Regions from separate parts of the Homo sapiens genome. Here region 1 is linked to region 2. The links are chromatin loops, found by intact Hi-C in ENCODE. Cell type or tissue: sigmoid colon. All regions are shown on one strand. Links, peaks and the distances in the headings refer to the core of each region. The heading gives the core; the rest is flanking DNA.

Region 1 (15,563 bases), core at 3,635-11,634, 86 kb after region 2:
CTCCATTCCTTAAGTGTGAGCTGCACTTAGTGGCTTTCTTCTCAAGTAAGCCCCAGGATATTTCTTACTTTCCATATCCCCTTATGAGACATGCTACCTCTATCTCTCTGGTCTTCTTTCCAAAAACTCATGACCTCAGTTTAATTATGAGAAAAATATCACGCAAATTCCCAGCTGAAAGACATTCTATAAAAATATCTGACTAGTAGTCCTCAAAACTGTTAAGGTAGCTGGGCATGGCAGCACAACTGTAGTCCCAGCTACTTGGCAGGCTGAGGTGGGACGATCATTGAGCCTAGGAGTTCAAGATTGCAGTGAGCCGTCATCATGCCATTGCACTCCAGCTTGGGTAACAGAGCAAGACTTTGTCTCAAAAAAAATTTTTTTTAAGTTTTTTAAAATTAAAAACCTGTTAAGGTCATCAAAAATAAGAAAGCCCAGAAAAGCATCACAGCCAAGAGAAGCCTAAGGAGACATGACTATATTTGACATGATGCCTGATATTGTTCTCATAATTAAACTGAGGTCATGAGTTTTTGGAAAGAAGACCAGAGAGATAGAGGTAGCATTAAGAAAAGCCCAGAAAAGCATCACAGCCAAGAGAAGCCTAAGGAGACATGATGACTAAATGTCCCGGTACAGAAAAAGAGCATGGGTAAAAACTAAGAAAATCAGAATAAAATATGGATTTTAGCTAATAATGACATGTCAATATTAATTCATTAGATGTAACAAATGTAGTATACTAACATCAAATATTTACAAGAGGGGAAAACGGGCATAGGGTATATAGAACTCTGCATTATCTTTGCAATTTTTGTAAATTTGAAGCTATCTATAATAAAATTTTATTGAGAAAATACATGTACTAGCTTAAGAGTACCAAAGGGATATTTCCAAGTAAGAAAAATGAAGGGGAAATCTACATAGTACAAAGAAGCAAAAGATGTGTTGCCAAGGTGAGTGGTGCAGAATGTAAGTAAGTGCTCAAAAAAGAAATATTAATAAAACACACACACACACACACACACACACACACACACACACACACACACACAAAATAGGGGTATGTGACAGGCCCAAGAATTGGACATGGGGATGCCCAATGACAAATGCCAGCTGAGGAGCCAGAATTGGGCTCCCCACGTGAACTGGGGAATATATTGTGAGTTCACAAATAAAAATCCAGATATCCTTACCCTCCAGATTGGAAATTAGCCTTCTGCCCCAGGTAATGGCTGTGAAACATGTTACTTGCTTGAGCTCAGAACACCAAGCCTATGTGTGGCTAGATACAGACCCTGAGTCGGAGCTGTGTGTGTAGTATAAACCTTAAGAAGATGCACTTACATAAAACATCACTGGGAGCCGATGAAATCCACAGGACCAGGCACAGGCAAGTGTGAAAACAATCCATTAGGAGGTCCTTATAACCCAAGGCACAAGATGCAAGATGAATTCATAGTCAAAAATTATAAAGCTTTTGAAGAAGTTCAACATCATAACAGTCTACAGACTCAACTAATGAGGGAATTTACATTTTAGGAGTTAGAAATAATGGAGCAATCTAAAAGAGATCTAAATATACCTGTTTGAAATGTCCTATGGAAGAAATAGCATGATAAAAATAAAAACAGAGTTTATGAAAGAAGAGTCAGTGGATTTTTTTTTCCAGTAGAAACGCTGAAAAAAATACAGTCACTGAGAAAAAATTCTAAAAAAAAAAAGTTGTAATCAATGGTTTTTAACCTTGGTTACGCATCATAGTTATTGATGTCCATCTCCTGACCCACACCGATTAAACCAGAAATTCTAGGGGTGGGACCAGGCATTGATATTTTGTTAATCTGCCAGGTGATTCTAAGCTACAGCCCCTATGTGAGGTACTCTGTTAACATATTAGACATAACTGAAGAGAGAAGTATTAACAACAGCAACAACAAAACTAGACATAGCCTGAGACAGAAAAGAGGAGAAAAAAAAGAGAATGACAAGATGATAAACAAACAAGTTAAGAAACATGAAGGATGTAATAAGAAAAGTCTGATTCATACACATAATATGCATTCCAGAAGGAGAGAATAGAGAGAATTGTGGAGGAGAATTCGTCAAACAGAAAATGGTTACATCTTTTCCAAAAATGATGCAATATATCAAAAGCTCCATTGGATGCTGAGTAGATAAATAAAAATAATCCAGACCTAGACACATGATAGGGAAATGTAAAGAGGAAATGCTGGAAGTAGGTGTGGGTGGAGGGCAATGAGGCATCTCTAATACTGATGTAATTGTTGCAAGAAAAAAATTAAAATGTAGTTGTAGTATCGGAGCCTATTCTAATGTGCACTCATGCGCAAAGTAATGCAAGGTTGCTTAGTGAATACTGACTACATGCCATGTGCTGTCCTAAGAACTGGCAGACAGAAAGATAAATAAGACATGGTGGAAGAACTCCAGGGAAGAGGAGAAAGGCATGTATACAACCATGGTGGATCGTATTAATAGCACCAATACTTCAAACCTCCCTGTGTCCAGTGATTTTTTTTGTGACTTTACAGTTCTTTCCAGAGTTTATTCTCCCATTGCCTTAAAAATTGGCTGACCTTGAACTTTCTTTAGACTAGAATTCACTGGACTTGATGGTAAGTTAATTCTGAGACTAGGTCTCAAGAGACCGCGAGTATTTCTGCTGTGCTTCTGCTTTACTCTGATGACATGCCCAGGCTAGCCTGCTGGAGGATGAGAGGCGTGGGAAGCAGAGATCAGTCACCCCGGTCACCCCAGCCAACAGCCAGCCATGAATGTAGGTGATCTCAGCCAAGATCAGTAGAGCCAACCATCCTACATGTCTGATGAACAAGTGGCTATTATTGCAGGCCATACAGATGCCATTGATACGCCAGCTCCCCATAATTCAATGTGACGGAGCACACAGAAACAATCAGCAGGAAAATAACTCCAAATTTTAATTTTTTTCCCCCTAAACCATATTACACTTGTTTCCTTGGTTTCACAAAGTTCCAGCTTGTTCCGTCTGGTAAATGTGTTGGTGGCAAAAGCTGTGAGACATGGTGGCAGATGAAATCTCTTGCCCTTAAATAGCTGTCAGCTCAAAACTATAAACAGTAAATACTGTGAAGCCTGTCTTAAACCGCAGCCCAAGGGAGCCGCAGAAATTGGATGCCTCATAGAAATGATCTTTAAGTAAAGGTTGAATACAATAGCCTTGGGGATATTTTCAAATGGTGGCTCCAGACAGAGTTGTCTGATGGGAAGCGTTCGCCAGGCTGGGCTTCCTGGAGTTTGCCTGCTCTGAGACACATAATGAAAAAGAGAGCTTCAGGGTTCATCAGGGGATGGCACAGAGGCTAGGAAAATCCAAAGTATTTTATAATGTCCAGGTAAATGCTCTACTTGTGGATTCATTAATTAGACTTTCAAAGATAAGAGGCCAAATAAAAAGCTGAACTTTTTCCTCAAAGCTTGCCTTCATCTCACTGAGCAACATGCAAAATGCCCCTCACAATAAATCGTTTCCCCTTCCCAGGTAGAGCCACCTGCATTTGGTGTGTGTGATTTGGGGTGTTGAAAGCTAGCCAAAGCAAGCAGGAATGAGAGGACTGGTTAGCAGCTCTGCTCCGCAGTGTGGGAAGTGGTTAGGCTGCAGAGGGGGCACCCTAATGCATGCCTTTTGAAATCAGAGCAGCTTAAGCCCTTGAGAGGGGATGTAGGGACCCTGGGGTCCCAAGGGGAAAGATCTTGCAGCCCTGATAAGAATGGGTGCCTGGCAAGGCTAAGCTGGAATGGGAATCTCCAGGCGTGGAGAGCGTCCACTCTTGCTGTGGTCAGAATCAGAACGGAGAATGCGGAGCATGAGACAGAGGCTTTCCGTAAACACGGCTCATTCTCAGAGCACTTCAGGGCTGGGTTCCCAGAGGGCGGACATTCCTAGAAATGGTGCAGATGCACAGCCCCTCCTTCCAGGGCACCGCCCCCGCAGCCCGGCAGAGCAACCGCAGACATTTATTTTCCTTCTCCGAATAACACCGCCGCGCTGGGTGGAAACGAACCCGAGAGCCCACACTTGGCCAGCGGCCGCGGGGAGTGGGCGCCAGCAGTAGGTCCCTGCTGGGGCTGTCGCTCAGCTTCTCCCTGCGGACCTCGGACACAGCCCCCACCAAGCTGCATGCGTCCCGGCCTCCTCCCTTTCCAAAATCCGGCTGCTCCTGCTGTCAGGCACCTGAGAGGGAGCTTCCCTTAGCCTTGGAATCGCTGCCAAGGGGTCGAGCAGACTTTTCAAATTCTCTCCCCCTCCCCGGAGCCCCCACCTTCACTTAGACATTTGTAGGTCACTATTTGTTTATTTATAATTTATTGATTGATCTTTAAAATTTAATAGGCATTAGAATCACATGACATCATGCTAACAGTTCCTGATGTGAAATCTGTCTGTTTCAAGATTTTATATAAAATATTCCATTATGTTATTACACTTGTAATCTGTAGACTCCCTGCGTTTGCATAGTAGCATCCTCAGCAGGGCGATGCAGACCCGGACTTCTTGTTGAAGAGAGGGAGGAAGCTTCCTCATAAAAGGCCAGACTCTCAGTGGGCTCCGTGTGAATCTGTCTCCACACTCACGGCTGTCTAATACTGCATGCCTCAGCGTTCTCATCTATGAAATGTGAATATTAGTAGTACCTATCTTATAGGATTTGTGCTATCAAAACGTAATCCATATTAAGTAGATAACTCAATGCTTGGCACATAGTGAGTACCCACTGTTAGTATTAGAATTGTTTCTGTAAATACTATTACTACTATTAAAATTTTTCTGAATCAGCTCTTTATTTGTGGATGACATGAAACCTTTTCAGAAGTAATTTAATGTATCTTATTACAAGGCAAATTCTTTTGGTTTTCATATTTTTCTAATAAATACAAGAGAAGCTGACAAAAACAAAATGATAAAGCAAAGAGAAAAGCGAAGGCAGGGAGATCAATTTTAATATCAAATAAAGCAAAGATATTGAGAGAGAGAGATTTTTGTGTTCATTGCAGACAACATTCCCATTCAAGATATAGCAGCAGAAAACAAACAGGCATACTAACAATTTCGTGCTTCTGACTTTGTACTCTTTGTCTAAAAAGTGACTCCTAAAATTGTATAAAATTCAGGGCCACAAATCTGAACTGCACCTGAAAACATGTAAAGCAAAAACTGTTAGGAGTGTAAGAAAATTAACAGCTTCCATATATTTGATTAGAAACAGTTGTAGAAGAATATTTAACAACACAGGAAGATGTTCGTGATATAGTACATACTAAAAGATTAATAACAGTTTCATGTACATATGTCCTGAGGTCAAGGACCAGTTTGCCAAACAGACCAGTTCCCCTTGGAGAGTCACCTTAAAGTCCTAATTAGCCTATTAAAGGCTCTGAGAAATCCAAACACCAAGTTTAACTCTTAAATATAGTGTTTTCTACCACTTTTATTTGAGAATGCAGAACTTTTTCACAATACTCATATTAAACTTCTTTTGAACAATTTTTAATATACACCTTTTTGGGATATGCTATCCTAGAAGCACGTCCATTAGAATCAAATTAAAAAAAAAGAAAAGCCAACTCTATCAGGTGTGAGTGTGTGTGTGTGTGTGTGTGTGTGTGTGTGTGTAATATAAATTGTATAACTATGTAAATATGATATAAAAGGCTACTGGAAAGGATACCAATTATCACTTTTACAGATGACATGATACAATTTTCTCCTTAAACTACCCAAGATTAAGATTGAAAAAATATTAGAACCATATTTTAGTGTATATACAAAATAAATATATTAGAAACTGATTTGACTTACTTTTTATCTGCTACCTATCTACACTGCTTGAGTTTTTGCTTTATCATAATATTATTTTTACAATTTAAAAAGTCTTCTTTAAATTCATGAGGCGTTAGGCTCTTAGAATGAAAGATACTGCCTCATTTCTTGATAATTAGAAACTGTTAAAAAGTCACTTAAGGAATCAGCAGTATTAGTGTCTGATAAAATAAGAACTTCTCAAAATTTGATGTATTGCTGTGTGCAGGGCTCACTCCAATTTCCTGGGAATGATCTGGCACTAGAGGTCCCATCTCCCTGGTCTCCCAGGGGCAGGGCTACACACAGCTCAGTTTCCCTCAGGACTCTGGATCTTCCACGTCTTCAGACTCTGAGCTGTTGGCATTTCTCAGCATCCCTCTAGACAGCTGGCATCTGAACTCAGACTGCCCGATGCTTAAGCTACAAGTGTTAATTCCTGCACACCAAGGTCACTGGCACACTCGTTCCATTTGAAGGAGTGAGCAGCAGGGGAAATGGGGTGCCTATTCTGACTAATACCCTGGGCACTTGGGCCCAAACTCTCATGGACAGGACCTGCATGCCTGCTGGTTTTCTGCCCACAGTTCTAGCCTATCTTGGGATCTTGCCTGGTGTCCACCCCAAGCTGTGCCTCAACAGGTGCATGGGACAGGTCATTCACATGGAGTCTCATGGAGTGGATGTGCAAATGAGTTAATTTTATCTCAGCAAAAGTGATTGGGTGCTTTATGACACCATTGCCTCAAAAATTAAACTTTACATCTGGTTGTAGGTACACTGAACTCAAGGCATTTGTTTTGTTTTGCTTTATTTCGTTTTGTTTTGTTAGGGTATGCATTTTGCACTAACTCAGTAATTCTCAAGTGAGAATTTAAAAGGGACTTTCAAAGTGATGGAAATTGCATTGCCTTTATTTATGGGGGTGGGGAGAGGAGGAACAGATTGGCTCCAGGGCACTGACTTAGACATTATTAGCTACTGATCTGGGTGCATCCGTTGTCCACTCCATATTCTCTCTTGTAATTTGTTTCATAGATGAACAAGGAGCAGAGCCTTGGAGTAGAGTCTTCCTTGATGGATCAGTGAGTGGAAAATAGTAAATCTTCTTTTTCCCAAAGCTAATGCTTTACGTTCTTACCAAGAGCATTATCCTATAATAAATACAGAATTAAATTGTTTAAAAACTCAAGGTAAGCAATTCTCCCATTTGCAGCTATTTATTAGGTATATTTAAGGGATGAATAAATTCATTTTCACCACAAGTAATTTGAAAACCAATCTACTTATTTGTGTGAATTCAGTGATTCCCTATGAACTTTCAGAATATATATATATATATATATCAAGATCAGCTACTTATCTGTGAAGGGTGACATATTGACCGAACAGCTCATTATTTTTAAGCTCTACAAATATATCTCACCTGCCTATTTACTCAGACTAAACCATGCATTTCTTAAGAATATTGTGTGGGTCTGGTAATAGCTTGTCCAATGAATGCGCAAAAGTTATTACAAGCAAGTTCAATAAGATCAAAGTAAACAGTTATAGGGCTAAGCATGACAACAGGTGCAGCTGAAAGCACATGACTGAAAGGAAAATGGTAATGAGGGGTGGAGTTAGGTGCCTCCACCCTGTGGATCAGACACATGTCTATCACACAGGCACCCAGAGGAGTTTGGCAGGAAGATATTCAGGGCTTGGGGATATGCCGTTTGCTGTCTCTAAGGGATGAGTCGATACAGATCTCAGGGGCGATTTGCTAGCTCTTCCCTCGCACATTTCCAGGGCACAATAATTGGCCCAATGGCTTCTAGAAAAACCCCCTGAGAAAAGTTACAATTGGCAAAGGGTTTTAGACTAATGGAAACCTGGATGGATTTTTCTTGTATGTTACCTTATATTTTATATTATAGAAAAAAACTAAGAGAATATACTATTTATTGAAAGCCACTATTTAGCTCTTTTTAAGGCAAATAATTATCAAGAGACCATATTTTTTTGTCATTCTAAATCCAATGAAACAGATGCTCACATGACCTCTGGAGGCTGCACCAGCTGAGGCTTGGCATGGCAAGGCAAGTGAATCCTCCCATTGTCATAACCTCTGCCTGTCCTTCAGTTCCTCTCCCAGGCCTGGGTCCTTACCTCCTGCACACATGCACACTCTTAAAACAGCTTCTTAGCACAGCTCCAACCACTCAACAGGAAGCTTGTCCAAACTAAGAAACCAAGATCTTGTCCTGCATTCCTTCCTAACATAAAAGTTCCAAACCTTTTTTAGGAAGGCAAAACTTGTATCATAGCCAGATGTACACACTAGTCTAGCTAGATGGATACCAGGCACCTACTACCCAATGCCTTGCCAGGGATTTCTATAGTGTTTTTCCCTTTTATTTTTTTCATTTGGATCTGTGTCCAATGAAAATGTTTTCATAATCCCTTAATGTTACTACCAAATAAGTATGTGAGAAATTAAGGATTTCTGAAATTATGTACCTCACATATATAGCATATATATGTGTGGGTATTATATATATAAGCTTATATCTATATGTATATAAAGTTCAAAATGCTATCTTAAAGCTTGAAAATGAGCCACTGGAAATGTATTTTCACTTGAGAAATGACTCATGCAAGAGCCCACTTATACAGAGAACCCACCCAGCAGAGTCACACAAGAACAGAGATGATGGAGTAAATGAAGACAAGATTGACGTAGAATTCCCACACGAAGTATCCTCAGGACAACCGTCCTGTCCTCCATTCAGCCTCAGGCTGTCATTTGTAGGGACTTCAATAAACGATCATCTTGTGGAAAATGTCAAAGTGTAGAAGAGAAGGGACATAGCTCTTGTATTATTGATTTTAAATGGTGGATTTGACTCTGGGGTTTTGAAAAGCAGCAAGAACAAGATAGTGTGTGTCACCATCATGATGGGTAGGGTTCATGGCAGCAAACCAAGTGAGCAATCATTCCAGTGGGATCCAAGGGCTCAAACCTAGGTCAGGCAAGCCAGAAATGCAAGGAACCAGGAGGTACAGGAAGGCACATCCTCAGGAACACCAAGAGTGGCTGCTCTGCCAAGTCCCAAGGCAAAGAGTGGATGCAGAGAGGCAACAAGACCAGGAACCCCAGGAAGCAGGGGCTGCAGAATCGAAGCAGGTTGTGAGGTGAAAGGAGAAAGTTGAGCACAACAGCATGAAGACACAGGAGTGTGAAGCCAAGTACTTATTTTGATTGACACCCAAACCATGGTACTTGCATGGGTGGTTTGGGCTGATTTAAATCACATATCATGGCAAGCTGGTGATCTGTCAGACTCTGCTTTGAGTTTTCATCAATTCTTGCCCAATCCTTGCCAATAGAAGGATGGAGTGCCTTTAGGATGCCTGGGACTACTTTGGAATGGTAAAGAGAAACCCACAGGAGACATGCACAAAGGAAGGTGAGAGGACTAGGGAGAACACCTGGACCAAGAGGACAGGAACATGGCTAAGGTGCAGCTGCAATGGGCTGTGAGGATGAGCAATGCAATCACCCCTTCCCTGCTGCTGTTGACTGCCCCTTCCTTTCAAAAACTTGTAAGTGAAAGGATACGAAATTTCAGTCAGAAGAAATAAGTTCATATCTATTGTACATGACTGTAGTTAATAAGAATATATTATATTCTGGCCAGGCACGGTGGCTTATGACTGTAATCCCAGCACTTTGGGAGACCAAGGCAGGCGGATCACGAGGTCAGGAGATCAAGGCCATCCTGGCCAAAATGATGAAACCCCATCTCTACTAAAAATACAAAAATTAACTGGGTGTGGTGGCATGAGCTTGCAGTCTCATCTACTCAGGAGGCTGAGGCAGGAGAATCGCTTGAACCTGGGAAACGGAGATTGCAGTGAGCCGAGATTGAGCCACTGCACTCCAGCTTGGGCGACAAAGTGAGACCGCGTCTCAAAAAAAAAAAAGAAAAAAATATATATATAATATTCTTCAAAATCACAGTGGATTTGATAGTGGATTTGAAGTGTTCTTCCCACCAAAAAATGGTATTTGAGGTAATGCATGCTACTTAGCTCAGTTTAAGTATTCTACAACATACACGTTTCAAAAGATCATGTTGTATATGACAAACATATAGAATTTTTTTCTCAATTTAAAAATAACTGATTAAAGCTTGTTCTTTTGGTTAGCATGTAATGCTACTCTCCCAGTCATGTAGCCTTTCATGCATTCTCTCTCTTTACTTTATTGATTCCAATTTCCCTACCCAAGCCTTGTATTTTAATTTTTTCCAGAGTACACTGCTAGGCCTGCTGCTTTTCTCATTCTATGTACTCTTGCTACTTACTCAGTCAAAATTTTGAATGACTATATCACTCATGGGATAAAATCTAAGCTCTTTTGCAACAAACCCAAGACCCTTCAAGATCCAGGTCCTACGATTTGCCTTACCTCATCATCTCTACACTTCCAGCTCCACCCCAACATGTAACTTAGTCAAATTACACAACTCAGTAGATTTTACATTTCCCATTCTTTCACATTTCCATCTCTTACTACTCCATTTGCTTAAGAAACTTTCACCCACTTCATCACCTAGCTCGGCCAGGACCAGCTACTGCACATAATTTTGGGGGTCCAGTATAAAATGAAAATACAGTCCCCTTGTTTAAAAAGTATGAAGAATTTCAAGATAGCAAGAGTAGAGCACTGAGCTAAGCATGAGATGCTGTAGAAGCTGGCTTTAGGTGACATGTGCATGCCATGAACCCAGCCCTGTCCTCAGCTCAATTTTTCCTTCCTTGTAAATTTTTCCCATTTTCTCCCTAAGAGATGTACGTTTCTTCTCTATTCCCCCTTCACCCCACAAAGTTTCCATGTTAACATTTACCCTGTGCTATTTTTATTTTTGTTGTGCATGTTTCCTCATAAGGCTATAAGTTCCTGAGGACAAAACTAGGCCTTGGTTAATGTTGTATAGTCAGCATCTAGCACAACACATGGTACACAGGAGGCCCTCAAATATGTCTGTTGAGTGAATGAATGAACAACTGCAGCTTCTGTAACTTGTTTTCTGTGTGATGCTGCTGTTTTCTCATGGACATTTTATGTCATTGGAGAATCAGCTATTTTGTTTGAGAAACAGTTCTAGAAGACTACAAGTACCACAATGCCTCAGTAATAGAATTTCTAGAGGTTTGTACATAAAAGGCCCTTATCCAACACGGAATATTTTTAAAAATCATTTAAACATGGATGTTGATAGGCCAGATGCAGTGGCTCATACCTGTAATCCCAGCACTTTGGGAGGCCAAGGCAGGAGTATTGCTTGAGGTCAGGAGTTGGAGGCCAGCCTGGGCAACACAGTGAGACTCCATCTGTGCAAAAAGAATTAGCTGGATATGGTGGCACGCACCTGTAACCCCAGAGACTCTGGAGGCTGAGGTGGGAGGATCCATTGAACCCAGACCCCAACTCAAAAAATAAAAAGAAAGAAAAAGATGTTGAAAAGAAAATTAAATAACAAGTCATAAATCCTCTTATCACTTATATTTCTCTTTATGTATTTTGATACATGCATTAAAGTTGTATTTTTAGAGAGTTTGAAAATGGATTGTTCTTCAAACAAAGTCATGGGACTACAGTAAAATTAAGAAAGCAGCTAAACGTATTCAGCTTCTCTTTTACAAACCTATATTGAGATTGGTGCTTTTGAATTCCTCCCACCCCCTCCCCCACCCAGCTCCCAAGTACAATTTCTTCAAAAGGTAGTTCATCCAGAGGAAAAATATGTAGAAGGTAAATGCAGATTTCTCTCCTAGAAGCAGAGGTGGGATTGGGTCATGCAGAGCTTTTTCTTACCAGTCCGAGCTCCTCTCCCATCTCCTGCCACACAACTGGTCTTGAAGATGGAGGGGGCTATTTTATATGGATGCATATGTAAACACTTTTGATACATATTTTCACTTTTAATAACAATCTCTTTAGGACCCAACACAGAAATCGAATTCATCTAACTCTTACTTGAGGTGAGCCAAGATTGCTCATCTAGTCAAAGTTTCTGAGTAGAAAATCAGGCTATGACTGTGTGACATTTCCAAACCACAAAATTTGGTAGGGGTACAAACAGCCTTAGTCATTGGAGCATCTGACATCTTGGTCTCAGGATAGCTATTCAGCCATCCAGTGTTCATGATAGTTGGTTAGATGCCATAAAGGACAAGCTGTTTAATCTCAACAGCCTCTAAGTTTTCTCTTAAAAAAAAAAAGAGCCTTTAAATGGCCTTATAAATGCTAAAGTACACTCTTTCCCAGTGGTTACACATTCAGAAATCCATCTGAAAACAATCATTCAAAACATGGACTAAATGTCCATTACATAATTATTTATATTAGCCTAATATTGTAAACAAATGTTTAACACTGTGGAATTATTGAGTATATTGTAAGTGATGAAATTCCATTTGGTGGACTGTTGTGCCATGATTAAGACTAATGTTTACAAAGAGTTTTTTAAAGCTTGGAAAGATGTTTATACTACGGTGCTAAGTAAGTTATGAGGCTTCAGCAACATATATCCCCTACGATCTCAACTATTTCTCAACATGTACAAAGAAATTAGGATAAAACAATACATTTTAACCATGATTATTTTCCTCTAAGTATAGATGATTTTTTTCTTTTTACTCTTCTGCTGTCTCTTATTTTTTTCAATAAGCGTATATAACTTTTATAATAAGAACACTAAAAACATTTCTTTGGAAGGTGACAGTCACAAGGCAGCACCTGACTTCACTGTGGTCCTTTTGCACATGAGTTAACCTGTCATTGAAAACAGAGGGACTCAGAGCTATCTTAACAAGATATGTGGGCCAGCTAGGACCAGAGCTGAGAAAACTCATAGGGAAACTTGAAACGATGAAGCCAAATTTGCAGAAGAATGGCAAAATGGGGACTACAATTTGTGAAAAGCCAAAAAACTCATAATGAATTTCCAGTTACTATTTCGTTATGCTACTTTCTAGAATCCTAGGAAGCACCACTTCTTCATTTAACACAAAGAGGCAAGAAGAGTTCAGAGCCTAAATCTGTGATAAAATTCAATATTCGAATGTGGAAAAACACATGACTGAGAAATAAAATAGAGCTAACTTTTGTGGTTGCAAGTTTCAGAGACTCAAGTTAGTTCAATTAAAAGGGCTGCTTATTAAGAACACACATAGAGTAAGAAGGAAGATAAAATCTCATGAGGGTGCTAAGAAGAGGAGTGGGTGAAGCCATGAGTTATAATTGGAGCCAGCTCCTTGTGGACACTAGATTTGAAGGGTGACCTTGAGCCTAAGGATATTCTAAAGACTTCAGTAGCAACAATCCACACCTCTGCTCTACTGCTCTTGTATTAATACAACTGAAACATTCCAGGCATCTGTTTTTTCCTGTTCTGGTATCAACTGATTTCTGTGTTTTCTACTCTGTTTTTTGTTTGTTTGCTTGCTTGTTTGCTTTGCTTATTTTTTACTGCATCTCTTTTTTCTGTTCCTGGCCCACTTCAGTGCCTATGGCTCACTATGGCCACCCTAAATTCCCTCTATACATGCCATCCTGTGAGTCTCAACTCTCATTGTCAACTGCCTCATTCTCTCTGTATTCCTAGTTCAAGAAGGAGTTGAAGTGTCTCAGTGGTTCTGTTTACAGTAAACCACTTTGTAAGCCCCTGATAAGCCTATGTAACAGCTGGTCTGGGTTCGCATGTCCTCTTCTCGGCCATGAAACAAAACTTCTCCCTGTGACTGCCCACTGGGAAGGGTTCCTGGGCTAGGTGATTTCACTTAGAATAGAGAGGAGAAAAAAGTGAATAACGTAGGATGGCGCAGGACACTTTATGACTAAAATCTTGTGAACAGCTATTGATTGAGGAATAATTTTTTCCTGATGAACATTTAGGGTGAAGAATCCTGGTTCTAGCATGTTGACATGTCTGCCTCCAGTTAAGTCAACATCATCAAGCCCACAGAACAGGATGGCTATATAAACTAGTTTGTGCCCTTTTGCTAACAGATGTTTAATGAATGTTTTCAGGTACAGAAAAAAAGTATGCGGTTAACATATTTAGCTAGAAAACAGACTATATTCTTGATAATTTATTATGTTTCACATAGATACATCATTTTCTATGTTGGTCATATTAACAAAGGGGGTGGTAACATCCAGACTGCTGTATATTTCAAGCACAATTTTGCCTAAACACGTTACATTAATTACTTGAGATATTGATGCCTATTTGTTCAGAATCCAACATAAAATAATGAGCATTCTCTTTCTCATTTTCACAACTTACAGGCAAAACTGTAAGCAAAAAAAAGAGTGAAAATCTTGCCTTTGGTATCTATATGTGTTTGTCAAACTAAGAGTCTAGGATGAAAATAGTTGAAACAATGACCTTAATGGTGGGGCAATGCCAAAATGTGCCCTAATGGCTCTTCTATGGCAGAACTGGCTGTTCTCAATGTCCCTCAGCCCCTATTAATCTATTATTTCCATAGATTGATAAGAAAATGTTCATATTGTCATTTGCTGCTTGAGGATTTCAGGGACAGACTTTAATATTTATGGAGTGTGTACTATACTAGGTACAGTACCAGGTGCCTCACACACACTTTTCATTTCAGCCTCGCAAAAATGTTGGACATTAGGTATGATGTTTGCAAAGTCTCAGAAAACAGGCTTGGAGGGTTAGCCTTTAAAAAGCCTCATCAGATGAGCTAGGATTACTCCTCTTTGTCTCCACCTTGATCATTGTAGATTAATCCTAAATATTACAATCATCATGTCCTCCCAATAGAGGTGGCATCAAGCTGTTCAGAATGTGGCCTGTGCTAGCAGGGATTGGACCTTCCTGGTGACAGGGAGCAAGGCTGGAGCCTGATGAGAAGCGAAGAGGGAGGTATTAAACACCACAGGTGGTAAGATGGCAACACATTCACGCAGCAACAGGCTTCCTGTCTCACTGCCTTCGGTTGTGCAGGTCTTCAGCTGCTTCTGTCCTTGGTTGCCAATTTTACCCAGTCATCAATGCCTGTTTGTTCAGAATTCCCAATAGAATAACAAGCATCCTACCATATTTGAGAAATGCATGAGCAGTGGGGAATGTAATTTTCTTACATTATGGTTGCTCTCTGTCAAAGGAGAAAAAAAATTTTTGCTTAGAAAAGTAAAGCCTTCTCTGCAGTTACATGGTAGAGAAGACTTAAAAATAACCTTGGTTTTAGGCAGGAAAGAGCTAACTTCAAGGTTGAATGCTACTAGACTTTCCCCTTTTTTCAGAAATCCTTTATTCAACAGTTGCTTCCTATACTTGCAGTAAATGCCCCATGCCGGGAGAAGACAAGGTTAACATTTTCTTACTTCCTGCCTTGTTGGAATTTTGATGTTCATTGTTTCATAGCTCCTTACATGGAAATTTCCTGCATTTGCACACCCACATGAGTGTTCATGAATCTCTTTCAGAAGTTTAGCCAGGTGGTTGTATTGTGTTTCACTGACCTTTTACTCAGATGTCTTGCATTAGAAGTGAAGCCTGTTCATACTTTATGGTAAAGTTCAAAATCACAGGAACTATGAATGACAATATTATAAATCAGCAGGGCCACCAGGGAAGGAATTACTGATGAGTGGTACATAGAAATGAAAAAT
Region 2 (15,563 bases), core at 2,451-10,450:
GACTTTCTTCACAGAATTGGAAAAAACTACTTTAAAGTTCATATGGAACCAAAAAGAGCCTGCATCGCCAAGTCAATCCTAAGCCAAAAGAACAAAGCCAGAGGCATCACACTACCTGACTTCAAACTATACTACAAGGCTAAAGTAACCAAAACAGCATGGTACTGGTACCGAAACAGAGATATAGATCAATGGAACAGAACAGAGCCCTCAGAAATAATGCCACATCTCTACAACCATGTGATCTTTGACAAACCTGACAAAAACAAGCAATAGGGAAAGGATTCCCTATTTAATAAATGGTACTGGGAAAACTAGCTAGCCATATGTAGAAAGCTAAAACTGGATCCCTTCCTTACACCTTATACAAAAATTAATTCAAGATGGATTAAAGACTTACATGTTAGACCTAAAACCATAAAAACCCTAGATGAATACCTAGGCAATACCATTCAGGACATAGGTATGGGCAAGGACTTCATGATTAAAACACCAAAAGCAATGGCCACAAAAGCCAAAATTGACAAATGGGATCTAATTAAACTAAAGAGCTTCTGCATAGTAAAAGAAACTATCATCAGAGTAAACAGGCAACCTACAAAATGGGAGAAAATTTTCGCAACCTACTCATCTGACAAAGGGCTAATATTCCTTTGTCAGATGAGTACAATGAACTCAAACAAATTTACAAGAAAAAAACAAACAACCCCATCAAAAAGTGGGTGAAGGATATGAACAGACACTTCTCAAAAGAAGACATTTATGCAGCCAAAAGACACATGAAAAAATGCTCATCATCACTGGCCATCAGAGAAATGCAAATCAAAACCACAATGAGATACCATCTCCCACCAGTTAGAATGGCGATCATTAAAAAGTCAGGAAACAACTGGTGCTGGAGAGTATGTGGAGAAATAGGAACACTTTTACACTGTTGTTGGGACTGTAAACTAGTTCAACCCTTGTGGAAGTCAGTGTGGTGATCCCTCAGGGATCTAGAACTAGAAATACCATTTGACCCAGCAATCCCATTACTGGTTATATACCAAAAGGATTATAAATCATGCTGCTATAAAGACACATGCACATGTATGTTTATTGTGGCACTATTCACAATAGCAAAGACTTGGAACCAACCCAAATGTCCAACAATGATAGACTGGATTAAGAAAATGTGGCACATATACACCATGGAATACTATGCAGCCATAAAAAATGATGAGTTCATGTCCTTTGTAGGGACATGGATGAAAGTGGAAACCATCATTCTCAGCAAACCATCGCAAGGACAAAAAACCAAACACTGCGTGTTCTCACTCATAGGTGGGAATTGAACAATGAGAACACATGGACACAGGAAGGGGAACATCACACTCCAGGGACTGTTGTGGGGTGGGGGAAGGGAGAGGGATAGCATTTGGAGATATACCTAATGTTAAATGACGAGTTAATGGGTGCAGCACACCAACATGGCACATGTATACATATGAAACAAACCTGCACATTGTGCACATGTACCCTAAAACTTAAAGTATAATAATAATAATAATAAAAATGGTAGACCTAAATCCAAATATAAAAATAATAACATGGAATATAAATGATCTAAACACACCAATTAAAGTATTTAGATTGTCATAATAAATAAAAATAAAATCGAAACCGTAAACTGTCTAAAACAATCCCATTTTAAAATGATGATATGGATGAGCTAGGCATAGTGGCATATGTAATCCCCACTACTTGGAAGGCTGAGGTGTGAAGACCACTTGAGCCTAGGAGTTTGAGGCTAGCCTGGGCAACAAAGTGAGACCTCTTCTCTAAAATAAATAAATAAATAAACAAATAAATAAATAAATAAGTAAAGATATGGTTAGGATAAAGGCAAAATAATAGAGAAGATAACTGCAAACAGTAATGGAGAAAAAGCTTATGTGGCTATATAAATATCAGATAAAGTACACTTCACAGTAAGTAAAATTACTAGGGATAAAGAGAGACACTACATAATGATAAAATCACAGATAAACATAATAGCCTAAGCATTTATATACCTAACAACATAATGTCAAAATAAAGGTAAGAGAAATAGGAGGAGAAATTATAGTTAAAGACTTTGACATCTCTTTCAGTAATCAGTAAAAAGGTAGAAATAAAATCAGCAGGGAAAAAGAGGAACAAATATAATACCACAGCCAAATGGATTTAACTGATACTTATCTAACAAATGGATTTAACTGATACTATCTAACAATAACAGAATACACATACCTTTCAAGAACACATGGACATTTATCAAGATAGATTATATCCTTGGTCATAAAATAAACAACAACTTAAAAGAAATAAAATCAAACAAAGTGTATTTTCCAACCATAATGAAATTAAATTAGAAATCAATAACAGGAAGACAATAGTAAAATCTCCAAACTGTTGAAAATTAAACAATATACATCTAAATAATAAGTCAGAGAGGAAATCCAAAGGGAAATTAGAAAAATGGAACAAAAATTATCGAAATCTGTGAGATGCAGTTAAAGCAGTGTACAGAGGGAGATTCATAGTATTAAATAACCATGCTAGCGTGAAGATGTCCAGAAACCAGTTTCTACTTAAGAGATTGCTCTATCAAATAGAGGTCAGGAGCAAACACATGGGGGAACTCAAGTTGTATATTCAGGCTCTGTCAGATTACAGGGAGTAAGAGCAAGCTTAGGGAACCTCACTTAGTGAGAGTCTGCATGGAGAATTAAAAAAAAAACCGTTAAAAAAAGTTAGAAACACATAGCATTCCTTCACTGGAATCTAGTCTTTGTTCACCATCATCCAGGGTGTAACAAATGCATGGGCTTTGAATTCAGGCATATTTCGGTTCTGATCCAGGATCTGCACTTACTAGTTAGATGATCAGAGGCCATATACTTGAGTCTTTGGCATACAGCAAGTCCTTAATAAACTCCCAATAATAGTGGTGGTGGTAGTAGTACCAGTAGTAGGCAATAGCTTTAGAGATGCAACAGCCCCAGCAGTCTGTGTGCTATTGATTCAGCTCCTACATTTCTGCCTTTCACTGCTCCTTTCTTCTTCATTTATTCTTCCTCCCCTTAGACCTGGTTTTGGGGTCCTTCAGGATTCTGTTTAAAGGATGAGCCAGGGTTCTGTGGTTTAGCAGCACTAACAGCACAGGGAGAGAGTGTTCCACACTGAGCATTTATTAGCTTATTTGGTTCCTACCAGGACCCCACTAGGTAAAGGGTTTTATCTCAGTCTTACCAGTGATGAACGGAGATTCAATTTGTACGAGAATGAAGTTGACCAACTGTCAATCCTGTGCCATCTTTCTTACACCACACTGTTTCTGGGGAGACTTCAGATAGACGGCATTCCCTTTACTGTGTTTATTAAGCAGGCTTTTGTCCCTCTGAGTTTTAGGAGGCCACTTCCTATAGCAGAGCTGCTAACCTATAGCAAAACTGACTTGAGTTTTTCTCTCCAGTTTCCATCTACCATCACTTGGTGGAAGTGCTAAAAGGCAGTGAAATGATTAAAAGTAGGTAGAAAAAAGAAGCGAAGGGTCACGGAAATCCACCAACTGGAACATCCTTTATTAAATACTCAAGAATAGATTGCTTGCATGCATGCTCTAATTTGGATTGTTAGGGAGTTCCCAGGGGAGCCGTCAGAGGATTATTTAAACCTAACAGGCTCTGTGCCTCATTCCCTCAAGTCCTCAATGTTTTGGCAAACCACGTATTAGAAACTGTTCCACGTCTGCTTCCTTCGATGGAGTTTGCAGAGATACCAGGGACTATCTCAGGGAAGCAAGAAGAGCTCTGAGTGCAATGGGCCCCACCCCAGGAGACAGCTCCCTCTGGCCTTCCTCAGCTTCTCGTGATAATCCATTTTAGTGTCTGCATCTCAAGACTTTCTTGGCAGAAGTATCTCCTTATGATAACCTGCATCCCCTGTATTGCCACTTAAGCTCACATCCTCTGGGAAAGGGAGAACAGCTGGTCACCCTTTTCTGCATAACTATCCCTCAGGAAATCAAGCACTTGCTGGTATTTTTAATACGTGTTGAGATTACTGATGCTGCCAAGATTCTTGTTGAAGGGTGTTATGTCTCTTTGCTTTCTATATCCCAAAATGACACTGCTGGTGAGTTGTTTTCCACGTGTGTCAGGAGAGCTGAAATAACAGAAAATGTCTATATTTTGGAAGATATCTGTATGCATATTGTCCGTAGCCTGGTGGTAGAATCTGTTGCCACCTAGGGCCCTGCCTCTAGACCTTGCAAGATTATCTAATGCCTTTGCTCAAACATTCTTTTGTTCTGTGCCTTGTCCCCTTCCAAATCTCTAGGATTGCTGAGTTGCAGGAGCCTCTCTCTTCTTCAGTTCCTGAGTGTTGCTCAGTTATACCACATCCTTTGAAAGGGCTTCCTTCATCGTCATCACATTTCATTAGCCTTCCTGGCTTGAGTTCTTCTGCTACAGCTGCTTTCAAATCCTGGGGTCAGTTTCTATTCTGTCCCAATTAACGGGCTGTTCTTGAATTGTGGTGGCTGCCTACACTGTTGAAATTTAGCTACCAGCCTTACCTTAAACATTTTGCTCTTTTCAAACAGTGGTCCTTAAACTTGAATACACAGTTAAATTACTTCTGGAGCTCTGGTAAAATACAGATGAACAAGCACCATCCCACACCTGTTGAATCAAAATGAGCAGAGAAGAGATCCTCATGCAGATTATTAAGAGAAAGGTTCTATCTGAGGTTCCGAAGTGACCAACGGTTAAGTGATTCTGAACTATCTCTAAATAGCAGTGGTTCTCAGGTTTAGTGTACTTCAGCATCACCTAGAGGGCTTGAGAAAACACATTACTGTGTCCCACCCTGGAGATTTGCTTTAGTAGGTCTGGGTGGCATCCAACTGTTTGCCTTTCTACCAAGTTTCAAGCTGGTATTGATGCTGCTGTAGGATCACACTTTGCAAATGACTCTTTTAGAGAATCTTTTTACTCTCTGGTTTACAGAGTTAATACTTTGTACAAGATAAAGGAGAACATAGGTGTCACAGACATGTTTCATTCCAAGTGAATTTACTTGACCAGAGATAATGACTGTGACCCAGGATTGATAAGTTAAAAGCCTAAGCAGGGAGGCACCCCACCAGACATGATGTATGCATGAACGGACCGAGTGGACATTGGTTGATTTCAACCTGCCCGACATCTCTTCATTTATCTTCCATTAAAAATTAAATTGATAAGATTTCTCTTATCAATAACATATTCCATATAGATCGAATGGAAATAACTCCTTCTTCACTTCCATCATGGAGTGGACACATGCCCTCGACCTAACCCATTATAATTCTGCATTTCTTTGTCATAGTTTTTGGATTAGGGGAGGATCCATCACCAAAGTTAGACAGTGAGTGCTCTTTCTGAATTTTGCTGAGATTCTCAGAAAAGAAGCATTCTTTCCTTCCACCTTGTAGAAAGAGCCTGTTTGGGGGAAACAACAAAACAAAGCAAAATCAAACAAAAATAAAACCAGAGAAAAGAAAAGCTGAAAGATGGAAGGGGAGAGAGAGAGAGGACTGAGGCGGTATGTGAGGCAAGTCCTCTGCTTGAGCCCCTGCTCAGTCACACACCCCAGCTCCTCAGCGACATGAGAAGAGCATTTTGGTTTTAGTTAAGCTATTTTGCATTGAATTTGTATCACCTTCAGCCCTAAGAGTTCTGTCTAACACAATGCATACTCCCAGATTTCTACCATCCTAAGCAAATTCCTGTCCCATAATAAATTGAGGTTTTAAAACGTGCAAAGAATGAATGCACTTTGTGTAACATTATGGTGTACAAAAGGGTCCCAGTGGTCAAATACATTTGGATAATACTTCAAATTATATCACTCATGTAAAACTGCATTTCATATATTGGTATATTTAAGAACCTCAGAAGTTCTGAAGTAAATAAACCATTTATTTTTTTTCAAATTTAGCATTTCCCTAATATATTTTACCATAAAGACTCTTTTTGTGGAGCTGGCTACCCATCATCCCTAGCTTTCATTTTACTTCTGTGATGAATTTGAGGAAATTTTACAATGGTCTATAGGTGAAGTATCATTCTTACATATAAGCCATTCCTCCAGAAAGCACATTACACCCATTATAGAGGAAATACTTCTTGAAAATAAAAGGCATAGGGCCCCTTTCTTGGAAGAATCTCTCTATAAATAGTATTAATTTTTTAGCTTAGACTATGAAAGATTAAGTGACGTGATCAAAGTTAGGGAAAGATTGTCTTTCTTTGATTTGGAAAGAGACCTGTATTTTCTCAGCAGCTGGCCTCTCTTTCCCTTAGAGTTTTGGAGCTTGGCCTCAAAATCTCTCTGGTGTGGTGAAAGGGCTTTTGCACTGGTTCTTTGCAAACCTGTAAAGATAAGCATGTGAGCCTAAAGGTCATTACTTCCTGGGGAAGAAAAAAACTCATGGCTTGAGGTTAGGAGGAAGAGCAAACCGAAGGCACATTCTCTTTTCCTTATATTCCTGCTGGCACAAAAGCAATTCTCTGATTCCTATCTACTCTGATTCCCTCAGCTACTTTTAAACAAAGGGAAAAATAATTCTGATGAGAACAAAATATTTATTTCTTCCACTCCAGTGTGGTCAGGGGTAACTCAGAAAGTTGGCTGAAACTTGAGTGCTGAGTGATGGTCTCTAAGCATCATCCAGCTCTGCCAAGTCCCTGGCCCTCGGGGCCACTCTGCCGGAGCTGAGGTTTCCTCTGCACTTCTTATACTGCAGCCCAAGCTCCAAGGGCCAGTGCTTCTTTCTGTTCAAACTTTCTGTTCAACCAAGCTTCACTAAGTAGGCACTCTGCCCTCTACAGCCATCCACCATCTTGGTCACCACATTCCTTGATACCAAAACCTTACCAGAGTCAACACATTGCCAGAATTGCATGACATTTATTGTGTGGCACTGAAGGGAGAGATGCCTCTTTCCCTTTCATTTTTGTGTGTTTATGCCCCTTCAAAGGGATTGCGAAGCAGCACTGTATATGACTGATTTCTTAAAGATACTTCTGTGAAATAACTCAGAATAATTTTGGTTCCTGATTTCATGAGAAAGAAAAGGTAAGTTTGATGAAGTTGTGATTGGAAAACAAATTTCAATAACTGAAACCGAGCTGTACTCAGAAATGCCCCTTGGTGGCAGCCAACACTCTGTTACTGAGGTGAGCCCTGTGTTCCTGACTTGGTCTTGCCCCAAATGAAGTTCTCCAAAGATGCTCCTCAGTCCCCATGAAAGCGGGCTTCTAGAGCTCTCACTTCCCCTGCCTGGATATACCTGAGTCCCATATTCAAGCCAGAATGCTCAATACAAGGTCACCAAATGAAATAGCAAAGATAGCAAAGGTAATATGAAGAGAATACCATTGATATTTTACACATCTTGAGTGACTGGTATTCACAGAGGTACAAGCGTAGTTTCCATTTACCTTCTTCTATGTCAGGGGCTGGAAAAACATTTTCTTTAAAGGAGCAGACGGTAAATATTTTAGGCTTTGCAGGCCATCTGGTTTGTGTCTGAATTACTCAACTCTGCTAGTGTAGCTCAAATCAGCCATAGACAATATGCAAATGAACGAGCATGTTTGTGTTCCAGTAAAGCTTTATTTACCAAAACAGGTGGCAGGCCAGATTTATTCTGCAGGTTGTAGTTTGCCAACCTCTGTTTCATGTGATTGAGGTATTTCAAGATCTTCTATCTTTGAAGTGTAAATGAAATGCTTGTAATTCATTTTGCTGATCTACATATCGAAAAAAAGCATTTGATTGATATTTTCTTTTGTTGTTGTTGTTCTTGGTCTTCCATTTAAATGTTCAGTGCTTTATAATTATGAACTGTTGAAACATGCCTTTAAGGTCTCGAATTGCAGTTAACTTGGGAGCTTGAGATATGAACAGTCTGGGAAATGTTTACTTAACTCAGTCATATTGCCAGAGCTAAGTAGGTATTTCTCAACCGCTCTCCCAAATACAGAAGTTAAACACAGCCTTAATGCTACCTCATGTGCACATGAAAAGACAGAAGAGGTACCTGATTCTTCTAAGACATCTATCAGCTTCTTCACTCCAACCCATTCCCAAGTAGTTTTAAGGCCACGATTATTTCACATCCACTTTCTGTAGCTGAGCCAAGACCATGCTATACACTTGATCTTAGCCAAAAGACTGAGAAGCAATCAAGACTACACTGTACAAACTTTCTCCTACTTTGTTTTCTGCCCTCTCTCCTTTGCTTTTCCATCCCTAGTTCCACCTTTTTGCAATTATGCCTTCAATGAGTGTCTAAAAATCGGCATATGCAAAATTAACATCAGGATTAAGAAAAAGATATGAAGAAATAAATATAGATGCACTATAGTTCCATGTAAGAGGATCTCAAAGTTGGAAAAATATTTCACTTTCTATTTCAAGAATAAGTTAAATATTCTTGCTTTTATTCAACAAACAAGCATGGAACAACCAGTATGTGCCTGACACTGTGTCTTGCATTTTGCACGGGTTGTCTCATTTAGACACTATTAGATTGTGCTGCCTAGTGACCCACTCCAAAACCTAGTAAATTCAAACAAGAAATAGCATTTTCATGATTGTATGCACTATTAAAAGGCAAAAATGGGCTTGTCTGCAAATATATCCCATTGGTTACTCTGCTCATGAAACCACAAGAAGATTTAAAAGTGAAATCTATCAACAAGAAATTAAGAATGTCATTTCACTGATAAATGATACTAAATAGTATTTTTAAAGTTTTCTTATTTTTAACTTTTCCCAAATATCCATTTAAAGGAAGAGAAAGCTGAAAGGGCACAAAACGCCTCTGAGAGCTCATGTCACAATTCTGCAGGTACCTCTTGTCTGGGACCTCATATGGGATGGCTGCTCAGCCCTCACCACCAGGTCCTCACCCTGAAGCCCACCATCCTGGGCTTGTCACCTAGTGGCAGAAGGCTACTGACAGCAAGAGAGCAGTCACCAATGTGCAAGCACTTTCAAGCCTCTGTTTGGATTACTTTTGCACTTGTTGCATTGGCCAAAACAAGGCACTGGTCAAGGAGTAGAGAAATAGACTTCACCTCTTGTAAGAGAATCAGGAAAGTCACCTTGCAAAATGTCATGCATACAGAGATGTGTGAATACATTGGGGTCATGATTACAACAACCTATCCCAGCCAACTCAATCTATCCAGTGCCTCAAACCACAAACTCCAGTATGGAATATAAAGGGAAAGTTTCAAGAAAAATCATCATACTCTTTTCTAATATGAGTCACTGTCATGGTACCAGGGAGATGCTGAAGGAAGAAACACAGTGAAGAGGTCAAAGCTAATCGTGGAGAGAAACTAAAAGACCATCACAAAGAGAAGAGGGGAAAATTGATATAAAGAGCTTCTGATAGAAGTCACCTTAAGGCACTATTTGTCCCTAAGAGGAATGTTAATTTTTTGATCTTAGAATAGAAAGGGAACAAGGAGAAGAAGAGATTAGAGCCAAAGAGAAGAGAAAAGGAATAAAGAAAAACAAAAGAGCTCATTGAATATAATGGGAATGGAAGAAGGGAGATATTTAGAGTAAAGGGGGTAAGCGAGAAGGCAAGAAGGAGTGAGTGAGTGACAGAGAGGGAGAGAGAGAGAGAGAGAGAGAGAGAGAGCACTCCACAGGGACCCTATTTAAAGGTCAGATGCACGACAGAGAGTTTATAAACATTTCTCAGACTGGTAGTAATGAGAAGGAGGAGCTTTGATTCTGAAACTTATTTTCCTTCATTAGTTAGTTTATCTTAGTTGAAATCAAACGCCAGAAGCAAATTCCCTGTAGACCGCAGCATAATAAATAGGTTTTTGAGGTCTTTTCTGCAAGCCGCTGAATAAGTATCCTCCGATCCTTTTATTATTTCCTCCTAAAAGAGAATTAGAAAAGGGTGCTGCCGGCACACAAGCCATAATATGACCACTGATGCTGGCAAACAGGAAGGCCCGCAGCTTCGTTGCCAGGGTGTGGGTGCTGTAACCCCGGGGCCTCACAGAATGGCTCTGCCAATTATACTGGGGTGGAATTATGGCTTTCTACCTTGTATAGCTGTCCCACCGGAAAAACAACGAACCAAAAATAATAGGGAAAAAAAACAAACCCACTCTGCACTTACTGTGGGCCCCAGAATGATCCTGTATTTAAGAACTGAACCCCTTATTTGGAGAATGCTTCTTCTTCCTTTTAGGCTTTGATTGTAATAGAAGAAAAAGTTAGCCTCCTCTGGTGCCCCAGTGAACATCAGAACACCACATAGTCCCGAACGCTTGGCAAGAATTTTCAAATGCACATAGAAGGTAATGTCATGAACATAAAGTCATTATTCCTCAGTGTACTTCCAACAGGCACGTTGGATCCTACAGAACTGAAGAGCCGAGAAAGGAATGAGATATGTGTTGCCTCTGATACGAGGAGTAGATGGCGATTGTATTGCAGGAATTGAGCAATGTACAGGAAACGCTGAACTCACAAGGGCTAAAATCTAGTGGCTGTTTTCATTATAATTAAAACTTTCAGGCTGCTTCTGAAACTCTGGATTTTAACTTTTTGCAGGAACCAGACCTTCCAGTTAGATTTCTAGCACTTCTTGCTCCCAGTTAGTGTTAAGCGGAGACCACAAAACAAAACAAAACAAAACAAAACAAAACAAAACAAAACAAATAACTATCTTCAGAGTTTGGAGGAGGGGAGGGAGTGGGAGAGGTACTGCGAGTGTGGATCTCTTTGCCAGTCATGGTCCAGTCATGGTCCATCCAGGAAAGAAGATACTACTTTTACTCTTTCACATAGAGAGGATTGAATGCTTGGAATTGGTTACACAGGCGATAGAAAAGCTGAAAGACCAAACAAAGGAAGATGATGCAATCAGAGATTATCAATAGCAAGAAGCTGCTCACATCCCAGGTAGCCAAGGCCAGCTGACAAGAACATGCTTTGGGACCTGGAATCCCAGGAGGCCCTGCAGTGGGAGCTGGAGCCACCCATATGCTGCTGGTGGAGATGAAGCTGGAGTGTTGTGCCCTTTCATTTGGGTGCATATTATTCTTTAGTTCACTAACTGTGTTTCTTAGAGTCTTCTGAAGATTCCTCTTTCTCTGACTACCTCCTAGGGATCCCTCCGTGGGTCTCTGGTCACCTCACTCTTCATACTCTTCCTGGGCAATGAGATCCACACTTGAGGCTTTGCTTTCTACTCAAAAGTTGATGATTCAGAAATGTCTCCACCCCAAAACTCTCTCCTGAGCTTTGGACTCCAGTAGTTAAACTACTACTGTATATTTTCACTCAGATTTCCTCAAAATGTATCAAACTTGAAAACTACAAGCAAAACAACCTCATGTTCCTTCCCGTGCACCACTGCTCCCCTGTCCAGATCAACGGTACCTTGGTGTATCCAGCTACCTAAGCAGAAATCTGGATGTCAGCGTTGAGAGTCCCACCACCTGGGGAAGAAAAACACCATTCATCTTCTTCATATCACACTTGGAATTTTCCCACATCTCTCCATCTCATGGCTTGCAACCTTTGGTTCAAGCCATCATCATTCTGTGCCTAGATTGTTCCTACAGTTTTCTGATCCATGTGCCTGTATCCTGTCTGGATCCTTTTCAGCCCTTCTCCACACTTCAACCAATGCAATATTTCTAAAAGGTACGTCCTTTTAATACCTTTCAGTGCCCCCTCACTGCCCTTAAGACAAAGTCTAAAGTCCTTAACATAGTTTATGAAACTATCAGAACATGACCTTACTTAACTCTTCATCCCAGTCCTCAACTTTTCTTCACTTCCACTCCTAACTCTCATCTCTTCTCTTTCCTTTTTCTTCTCCTCATCCTCCTCTCCCTTCTCTTCCCTCCTTTGCCCAACTCCCAGCTCAGGTTATGTGTAAACAATTGCAGTTTTCTTTTCTTTTTTTTTTCAGAAGGAGTCTCAGTCTGTTGCCCAGGCTGGAGTTCAGTGGCGTGATCTTGGCTCACTGCAAACCTCTGCCACCCGGGTTCAAGCAATTCTCCTGCCTTAGCCTCCCGAGTAGCTGTGATTACAGGCACCTGCCACCACACCTTACTAATTTTTGTATTTTTAGTAGAGAGGGGTTTCACCATCTTGTCCAGGCTGGTCCTGACCTCGTGACCCACCCACCTCGGCTTCCCAAAGAACAATTGCAGTTTTCTCAACATGCCATTTCTCTCATTTGCAAACTATCCCAGTAACCTCTCTTTTTGGAAGACCTCTTCCACACCATTAAGTTCTGCCCAACGCAACAACACAATGACCACCTTCATCAGGCTAAGTCCTACACACCCTTCCCTTACCTCTCTTCCTTACCTCTATGACTTGTTTAGATGGCTTTCCTCTTTCCCTGTAGAACTGCACTTTTTCTTTCGTAGCATTTAACATGATGTACTCTATTATCTTGTTCCTGTTATCCTATCTTTTTCTCCAAAAATAGCTCCTTGAGGATGTAGCTATTCCTTTTCCCCCACTGTATCTCTAAGACAAAGCACAGGGCTTGGCAGAAAGAATATCTATTTACTGAATAAATAAGCTCTTCTGTTTTAAATTTATTAAATATTTGCCTATAACAACTACGACTATTTTTGCTCATGAATTCACACTCTTGAAGATAATTATTACCTTTAAAATGACTATATTTTAAAAGGCATTTCAGTTTTGTAGTTGTACCGCTACATACCAAGCCTTAGGATGTTTGAAAAAACTGTTCAGTTATGTTCAATATATGAAAAGTATAATTTACCAGAAAGAAAATCTGATGGATAAAAAAGACTCAAAACTATACCAATGTCTTTTTATCCAAAGAGCAACTCAAAAATTTTTAACATTTGTCTTTATGAAGACATGAAATTGTCTATAAAACAAAGGCATAGACCTAAGACCAATGAATGGAAAGTATAAATAAAGCAGAGCTTCCTGAGAGTGAAGCTTACCCTCTGAAGGCATGGAATGAGGTGTGTCCCCCCATCACTAAGTAATCCAAGTGCAGATCAGATCAAATCATCAGATGGAGGTGGACTCCTCACCTGATAGTGAAGGTTCTTTCTAACCCAGCAGTATGATTTTGATTCTGATGATTTAAAAATTTACCTCTGATACACATAGAATTTTAGACCTGGAAAATATCTGAGAAGTTAACACAGAATCTCAGGGTAGAAACCTTGAAGAAAGTTATTGCATGAGCCTTTGAGTATGCCTGTTCGGTTGAATAGCTAGAATTTCTATTATTTTAGGAGAAAGTCCATTTTTTAAACTGAGATTAAGTAGTTTTCCATTTAGGATATTTTTAAATGATTATCTTTGAATGACAAACCTCTAACATATTAAATATAGTTTGAAGTAGAATTCCATAAACATCAGTTTTGCCTCGCAGCTGTTGACTGAGTATTCAGTCGGCAATTGGTAGTGTGTACATTTGGGTTGTTACCCAGCCATCACAAAACCATGAAGTTGCAAAGTTGACCTTTGTTGTCATTTGGTACCCCTTTTCTGCCCAAGTCCTACACCTACCTTATCTGTCAGGGCTTTACAGCTTTCTCCATGATTCCCAGATTCTTCCCTCTGTGATCCTCATCTGTAACCACTCATCCAGTTAGTGTGCCACAAACCTGTGGGTACATGCCAAGTCACCTCAGTTTCTCCAGTAGACTGGTTTTTGGAGACAGATTTTAGACCACATATGTGTAGAGTCATATTTGGGTACAAGCATGCACTTCTGAACAGGGCTGCTACATTCAACATTCCAAGAGTACAGTTTTTGACCATCAATTTCTTTTGCATTACAATTTATAAGGCTTGGACTCTAGGAAATAATCCCAGGACCTTTGTAATTCCTGCTGGGCTCTCTATTCCTGCTTTTTCACTCCATGGTATTCTAACTATTGGCCTATCCCATGCTGTGTTGGTTAGATAAAAGTGTACAAACATAAAAAGTAACAGAAAAGGCTGGAACAATTTACCAAAGACACATCAGTAAGTAAATTAATTCTATATCAAGTAGAAATCCTTGCTTATAGCATTAGCACTCCAGAATTTGTGCAACCCTTCTCTCTTACCTAAACTACATGTTTATTTCTCATTTCCTCAGGGCTCTGCTAAATGAATCATTATCTGATCTCTGAAAAGTCATTTCATTAGATTATTAATGCTCAGCATTATTTAATATCTTCTCCCAGAAAATATTTGCATTTTGAGAGGTTCCCTCAGTGTCTTAATCAAAATATTGATCAATAAGTTAATTTTAGGCATCATTCTGGACATTTAGGAGACATATTAAATCTTAGAGAAAGCCACCTATGCTTAGTCCTATTCTAATTTGTGGTTCTGATCATTAGGAAGTTTTTGAACCCATCCCCAAGAAAATGTTCCAAGCGTGGTTAGTGAGGTACCTGCTTTAGATCCAGTGGCCACAGTTCAGCTTCCAGACTTTATACCCCATGGCATTGTAACCCTGGACATATATATTGGCCCTCTCTCTAAATGATTCTTGCCATGGCAAGAAACATCATTAGAATTTGCCGTAAGTCATTTGTTACAGATTGGAAGTGCCCCACTGAGAAACCCCTTAAATATGAAATATTTATTTACTAAGAAATGCCTGCGTTTTTCAACTACTCATTACAATGGGATTTAGAAAAGTCATCCTGTTGTTGATGACAAAGGAAGTGACACACAGAACGGGTGTGGATAAATACCAGCAAGGGCTTTGCTCTCTCGGAGTTGGCCTAGTGTTGTTATTTGGCAAGCTTTCTTTTTTTCCCTAGCTGGTTTATTCATCTTCTGTTTACAGAATCTTGAGCCTCTATTTATACTTTAAAGGCAACAGAACTTTACTTAGTTTCTAAGGCAGCATTGCCTTAGGAAGATCATAGAACATATCCTGAGTGTGGCATTCGACCTTTAAAGATGGATTTGTTGTTCAACCCCAGAGGTGGATCTCTGCAGCATATTATTTTAAAGAGGGCAGTGTAGTCCACTTCACCGCAACCTAGAAAATAGCAAGCTATTTGCTCTCCGGCAGTGACCATTTTTTCCTAAACAAATGGAGATAATTGTCTATTTAATTTATGACTTGGGGCAAGTCACTTATTGCCTGAAAATGTTCATTGGAAAAGCCTGGCATTTTCAGACTAAAATATGCTATAATTTGGGCCACAGTTGGTTATTTATTTTAATCTAATCATCTTCTTTCATTTTTATATCATCAATATTGATTAAAGATATATATTTTTAAAAAACAGCTTCTTCCTGTTTCTACTAAATTACCTATTAAAGGCCCAGAAAAACATAAACATTCATAACAACAGAGAACATTAGAACTTACAAACAGCCCATTGCCAGAATATGCGGTAAATTTCTACTAATTACAAGGATGAAATAACTAGTTTGAAGTAAAAGGACCTTGATTAGGCCAAAAGCCAAGTGGTGAGTGTCAGAGATTA

The links. Peaks named below come from ENCODE experiments on the same cell type or tissue, not always from the same donor. Only the 100,000 strongest peaks of a DNase experiment are listed, where the experiment ranks them.
Region 1: a loop joins it to region 2, with 2.2 times the contacts of the local background. A loop is called at or near these places in 2 of 110 quality-filtered maps.

Annotation. Positions count from the first base shown.
Region 1 is chr7:42,482,111-42,497,673 of GRCh38, reverse strand. No RefSeq gene overlaps it. Among named protein-coding and RNA genes, the nearest start is that of LINC01448, 220 kb to the left of the region's middle. RefSeq lists a silencer at 3,770-4,064 and enhancers at 3,770-4,064, 3,666-4,166. In sigmoid colon, for the core only: no CTCF peak of the experiment used is centred there; DNase peaks (open chromatin) are centred at 3,933, 4,591, 6,418 and 7,995; H3K4me3 peaks cover 924 bases; H3K27ac peaks cover 660 bases.
Region 2 is chr7:42,566,554-42,582,116 of GRCh38, reverse strand. No RefSeq gene overlaps it. Among named protein-coding and RNA genes, the nearest start is that of LINC01448, 130 kb to the left of the region's middle. In sigmoid colon, for the core only: CTCF peaks have their summits at 7,012 and 7,212; no DNase peak of the experiment used is centred there.